Regions from separate parts of the Homo sapiens genome. Here region 1 is linked to region 2. A link is a contact called in ENCODE Hi-C data. All regions are on one chromosome and are shown on one strand. Each heading gives the region's core, a stretch centred on a gene start or an enhancer-like site at or near the end of the contact. The rest is flanking DNA. Distances are from core to core; before and after follow the strand shown.

Region 1 (3,015 bases), core at 49-2,548, 4.1 Mb after region 2:
ACTTTCAACTGCCTCTCATCTAATAGTATCTGTGCAATAAAGTCCAAAACACATCTCAGAAGGAAAAATCTGTTAACTCTAGGAGCACTTCCATTTGTCTTAATTTTGTTGTTTATCTTGTCATTGTTTTTCATATTCATGCCTAAAACAGAGCAAATGTTAGTTAGCAGCAACCAGAACACATCATCCTACTGCAGCAGGTGGCAAGAGCATCCTCGGGAAGGTGGGGAGCTGCAGCAGAGGTGAGCAGTGAAAGCAGCTACTGATGCCTTAAGGCTAAGGCCATAGGGACAAGCATGACAAACAGGCACAACCTCACATTATTTGTTCCCCAAATCCCTCCTCCAGAGTGGATCAGAATAATCGTTTCTCTACCACTGGTCAAGGCCAGACGTGGGTTTTCAAAGACTCCATATACTTGCTTTGAAATATCCTTAGCTTAATCCAAAACCTATTTGTGGGAGGACTCTGTGAGTGCCTGCCCATTACACTGTATCACCTAAAGCTGGTCCCGAAGGTATTAGTAGGAGAGAGATGTGGGATTTCAGAACACCAAGGAAGCCTATTTTTTAAAACGTAGACAAAAAAAAATATGGAGGCAGGAAGGCGGGAGGCAGTGATCTATGAGATTTGAAGCAAGTACAGACTGAGCCCCAGTACTTAGCCAGGTCTAAATCACGGTTGTGAACGCTTTCTTGCACCTGAGCTGAGGAAGAAAAGTAATGCTACCCACTTCCCTTCTTTCCATCAACTCTATATGTGGCAGCAGGACACACCCCCTGCGAACCTACCAGCCTCCGTCTAAAGAGGATCTTGCCCATCCTTTGGCGTCCACCCTTAACCAACGCTCTGGAAACGCCTTGGTAGCCCAACTGTCTTCTCTCCCCCTCCTGACACCCCCCACTCACCTCTAGGCGGTCACAGCTGCCTCTCTGGCACCTCCAACTCCTCTGTCGTTAGAATACCTAGACCTCAACGCCCTCTCGCGTTCTCCCCTCCGCGACTCGCCTGTGTTCTCGGATCTTCTCAGATCCGCTACGGTCGGCCTCAGGTCCCTCACGAGGGAACCCCCGCCCGGCCCCGCTCACGGTGCCCCATCCTCCCGGGCAAAGTCCACGCCTACGTCCTGACCCAGAGCCCCAGCTCCTTCGGGCCTAGTCAAGGACACCGCCTCTGTCTGGCCCACACCCCGCCCGCGGCACCTCCGCAGCCCAGTTCTACTCCCCAGCGCGGGACACTCACCAAGCGTGACCGAGCGGCAGCAGAGGAAAGGGAGTGAGCCACGAAAGGACAGTCCGCGGCGCCTCCCCTTCGCCACCAGCTTTATAGCCGCCAACCCACCCGACTCCGGCACCGCCGAGAGTCGCTGGGAGGCGGGACGGTGGCTCCCACAGCCAATCGCGGCCGGTAGAGTTGCCCGGCAGCGCCCGCCCCCCAGTCCGGCTTCTACCAATCAAAAGGAAACTAGAGGCGATGACTCGCTAGGATTTTCCCTCGTGGCTGGAAGGGCGGGGAGAAGAGGCGGGGACAAAGTCTCAGGGCCGAGGAAGTGGTGTGAGAGACTGACGTGAGGTGGCACGAGAGCCCAGTTGCCAATGACGGAGCTGCGAGATACGGCGAGAGCCAACGGGAGCGGAGTGAGAGGTTCTCCGACCAATTGGGACTAAGTGAGAGGAGATGCGGGCCAATGGGTACTCCGCGTCCCACCGCTGGAGAGATGGTCAAATGTGGGAGGCGAGGTGGTCCCAGCTTGGGAGTCTGTCAGGTTGCCTAGCAACCAGAACTAGGCTTCACCTGAAAGATTTCTGAAATACTGTACTTGATTTGAATTCAGTCTTAACGTTTTCTAGCAAAGTGTGCGTAGATTGCAAATTGGAGCAGAATACTTCACCCAGAACTTGTATATGTGTAAATAGTCTAAATACCCGATTTGTAAATACTCAAATATTGTCTCCTTTATTCAAAACTACCTTGACTTAAAGAAAACAGAACAAACAAAAGTGCTCTTGAGACAAAGCTTTCTAACTAAACCTAAAACAAAATGGTTTCAGGATTAGGCATCCGTGGGGAGGGTGCAGAGCCTTGCCTGTGAAGGGAAGTTGATACTGAATTCAAGGATTTTTGCCAGGCCATGCACTCTGAGGAAAGGGACTCCATTTGGCCTGTTGCCCACTGTATCTTCTAAGCTTCATATGTGGTACCTGCCAAGTAAAAGGCTGTGGAAAGGCCACGTAATTGTCGGCATAGTAAATCCATCGGATACGGACTGCCTAACTCCCCCAGCAAATAGAGAGGAGCAATTCAAGCTAGAGGAATTCACTGAAACACTATTTGGGGGAATCCAAAGGAGGACACTTGTGGCTTTGCAATAAACTCTGCCTCTATCTGGTCAGAGAGAGAAGCCATAATACTTAGCTTTGGTGGGGGACCATGAGTGAGGTTCGGAGTTGTTTGTATCTCTCCCCATCTCAATTTAATTAACAGGAATGCTATTGATAAGGGGTCATTGGTAATTCTGTGATTCACACAATTATTGTTATGGGAGATTCTTTTAACCACTATAGATGCTAACCTAGTAAGACACATTCTCAGCAGCAAAGTGGCAAAATATATTGGAAATGGAACCACTGTGAAGTGGTGGCATAAATGACTTGGGGGAAGAGGACCACTCAGTAATGATTTCCATTCCACAGTATTGCCCATGACTCACTTCATATGTATGTAAAGTAACTAGATAGTAAACAGAGAGAGAGACATTGCCTGATTATGATCAACAGCAATTTGGGGTGGGGTAGGAGATTAAAATTCTTGGCATATTGGAATATGCTGAAAGGCAGTAAGGACAAACACAAGAAAGAAGATACAGTTTTGTCGTTAGGAATCGCAAATAATTCCAACTCCAGGAGTACATAATGGGAAATGATTAGCCAGACGGTCATGAGAATGACCATCTTACACAACCGGAAATTTCTACAAGGAACAGACCGTCTTTTTGATCACGTTAATCTTCAATTA
Region 2 (3,038 bases), core at 1-2,500:
TGGAATTTCGTCAGGTCAACATTTGGTGGTCTGTTGGGTTTTGGTGGAGGTGGACCCAAGGTAAACAAGGGAGGCAATGGCTTCTGTTTCGGGGTGGCTGAATTCTTGTCTCCCTTTTCCTTTTCCTGACTTTGGCCCCATGGCCCCCCCACTGTCAGCTTAGAAGGGGCCTTAGGGAACCTGGCAGGAGGAGTCCCTGAGGCCAACTCTTCCTGATTTATTTTGCTCTGGAAGGTGTTCTTAGCAGCATCTATCTTCCTATCTTCCTTTTTTTCTTCACCATTTTTGGAGAGACCTGGGCCTCCCCTGCTCGCAGCAGGTTTCAAAACCACTCCAGGAAAGGGCAAACTTGAAATCTCCCCTGCATGGTCTTTATTTTCTGAGTCTTCCCTTGCTGGTTTTAAAGGGCCGCTTTTGGACCTGACTCCCAGGGGAGCTGGGGACCCTTTTGATGAAGACACATTCTTCATGGGGCTTTCGTCTTCATGGGAGTTCTCGGTACTTAGGGGCGGCTTCTGGCCAAAGGCGGGTTTGGGGAAGAGGGGCTTGGGTTCAAGATCTTGTGATGCTGACATAAATTTCCCTTTAACCCCAGTCAATTTGGGAAACGCTTGCTTCTGTTCATTTTCTGAGGTTGGAGGAGTAGGCCCAGATTTCGGGCCTAGTGGCTTTAAGTCATGGTCTTGGTTTACACTGTGAAGAGATGGCTTGTTTCCAGGAGGCCAGGGAAATGTAGGTTTGGAATCTTCTTTGGGCAAGTTGATGGGCTTGGGGCCTACAGGTTTCAGAAATCCCACTTTCGCCTCGGGGTCTCTGGTGGTCAAGCTGGCTGGTGTTCCGAATCTTTGGCCTGCTCCAGTGGGCTTTAGAAACGGGGGCTTGGGTTCCTTGTCAGGCTTTTCCTCAGAAGAAGGTTTGACTGCCACAGGTGGCTTTGGGGACCCAAACTTAGGTACATTGCTGGGTCCTGCAGGAGGGCTGGCATTTCCTTGGTTGTTGAATAAGTTCTTTCTTGCTTGTATTCCTGAAGATGAGTTTGGCCCTGTGACTCTGAAGGGTCGGCTATTGACTGAGACATCCTCTGTCGGGTTGCCCCCCGTGTTATATTTCGCCATGAGGGACTTTACATCTGCCTTTCCATCCTACAAACATAGGGAACAAAAAATAGCTGAGAGACAAAAGTCTTACTTGCACAGTTTAAAATACTATACCTTACAGAGCTTCCTGGTTTGAGGCCTGCAGCGTTGCTGATTGGTTAGCAAGATATTGTAACATTTATCTTCCTCTCTGGCAAAATAAGTTGCGAGAGTTTCTTGAAAGAGGAAGGCTATGGTTGTGCATATACTTTTTCTTTTGCTTATCTCGGACTGACTTGCTTATTTTTACTTAAGGAACAAATCCTTTCTTTATTCTCACTGTTTCTCTAGCTATCTTGTTGGATTTACTCTAACTTGGTATTATTTATTTTTAAAGTTTCACTTGAAAAAATATGGAAGTGACTAAAAAAAGATTTCTTCCATATTTTATAATTGAAACTCTTAAGTAGAAACTACCTTTAAAAAATGAAAGTAAGTTCTTCTGTAAATTGAGGCTGTGTGCTTCATACAGCATGGCCATGTTTAACATACATCTCTGTGGTTTGCAAGAGTATTTTTTTTTGCTTCTATCCACATTGAAGTTCTGTTTGTTAACAGGGAGATGTGGCAGAAAAACCTTGCTCATTTTTATAAGTAAGTAATAAAATGACTTCTTCTCCTTATTTGTAATTATTTAGCACTAAAGATTCACCTGTATCCATACTAGCAGGCGATTGTACTCACTTTCAGAATTGTTCTGTTTAGAGGTTATGGTCTGGAGGCACAAGGGGGAAGATAAGGAAGAGGTAATAGGGACAGGCTGTCAGTCTTATTTCCAGACCTTTCTTTCCACAGTCATCCCTTTTTCTCAGAGGTGCTTTTACTGAGTCTCCCCTGCTTGTCTAGAATTTAGGTATTACTTAGCAAAGATAATAGGCATTCATTTTTCTCTGTGAATGTAATCCCATTTTACCTGGGAAAGTTAATGGTGTGTTTGCTCTTTGTCTCAAAAGCAAGGAGTTTAAATTTTTAGTTCTTTTAGAAATATTTCAAAATTGGAGGCTTCAAAAAAATCACTGAAGTTAACCAATGTGGCCATGACAATTTCCCTTTTCATGCTTTAAAGTTCACCCATAACATGCTTTCCTACCTCTCATCCCCCACCTTTCATTGCCCCATACCCAGGCACATTTCATCTTTCAAGGTGCAAAACCAGGTCCCTCCAGCTGGAAAGGTTGCTCCCACCTCCTGACTCATGCACACTTCAGGTGCTTCTATAAGCCCCTATGCTATTTCCTCTTAGAGTGATGAGAACTACCATTTAGTGGGGGGTAAATACATGTGCTTTGTTCTATATCATCCCGTCTCATTCTTACAGTAGTTCTAAAAGAATGACATTATTTAACCCCATTTCACAAGAAAGGAAAATGAGGCTGGAACTGCAGGAGGATGGCATGGCCAGACATGAGAACTGGGTTTAAATCCTAGCCAGAATTGTCATGTGCTTTAAACATGGAATTTGTAAAATGCCTGTCTGGTGTACAATATGGGTTCAATATATGGAAATTATTATTAGAACTGTTATGTAGCAACTCCAGGCCTTGAACATGCTACCTAACAGTTGTAGGAACTGTGAGCACAGGCAGGCAAACTCAGGTGTATCTGGGGCTCTGAAGTCCAGAAAATGTCTCATTTCTTTTTGTATCCCTGCATCACCTAGACCAGGGCCTGGCTCCCTCAGGATTCTAATATATGCTTGGAGAATGAGGGCAGGCACTGAGATTAATACTGTGCATAGTGATTTTACAAGAAATGGTGCCCTCAGCAAGAGTTTCTGTCCATACCAAACTGTAGCAGGGTAGGAGGCTAGGGATTTAGGCAGGAACAGAAAAGCTAACACAGAGCAGCAAATTCCAACTTGAATTTTGTAACTTTAATTTACCTCCCTTATCTGAGTTGTTG

What was found. Hi-C counts contacts between places; a loop is a spot of excess contacts on that map. Pooled maps may share reads with other maps.
Region 1: a loop to region 2 is called in a pooled map, with 5 times the contacts of the local background. The contact joins the promoter of HMGCS1 here to the enhancer-like site in region 2. A Hi-C loop is called at or near these places in 8 of 50 pooled maps.

What each region holds. Positions count from the first base shown.
Region 1 is chr5:43,312,114-43,315,128 of GRCh38, forward strand. It overlaps HMGCS1 (3-hydroxy-3-methylglutaryl-CoA synthase 1), which reads right to left and starts at 1,299. Exons shown (of 11, transcript NM_001098272.3): 1 at 1,243-1,299. RefSeq lists enhancers at 1,069-1,208, 1,459-1,688, 1,695-2,211, 2,212-2,726, 2,821-3,015.
Region 2 is chr5:39,201,846-39,204,883 of GRCh38, forward strand. FYB1 (FYN binding protein 1) reads right to left here. Exons shown (of 19, transcript NM_001465.6): 2 at 1-1,142. The coding sequence starts at 1,115. Among named protein-coding and RNA genes, the nearest start is that of FYB1, 16 kb to the right of the region's middle. Within about 2 kb of position 1,251, at least 5 of the 41 ENCODE cell types and tissues checked have a DNase peak (open chromatin) inside an H3K27ac peak, as active enhancers do.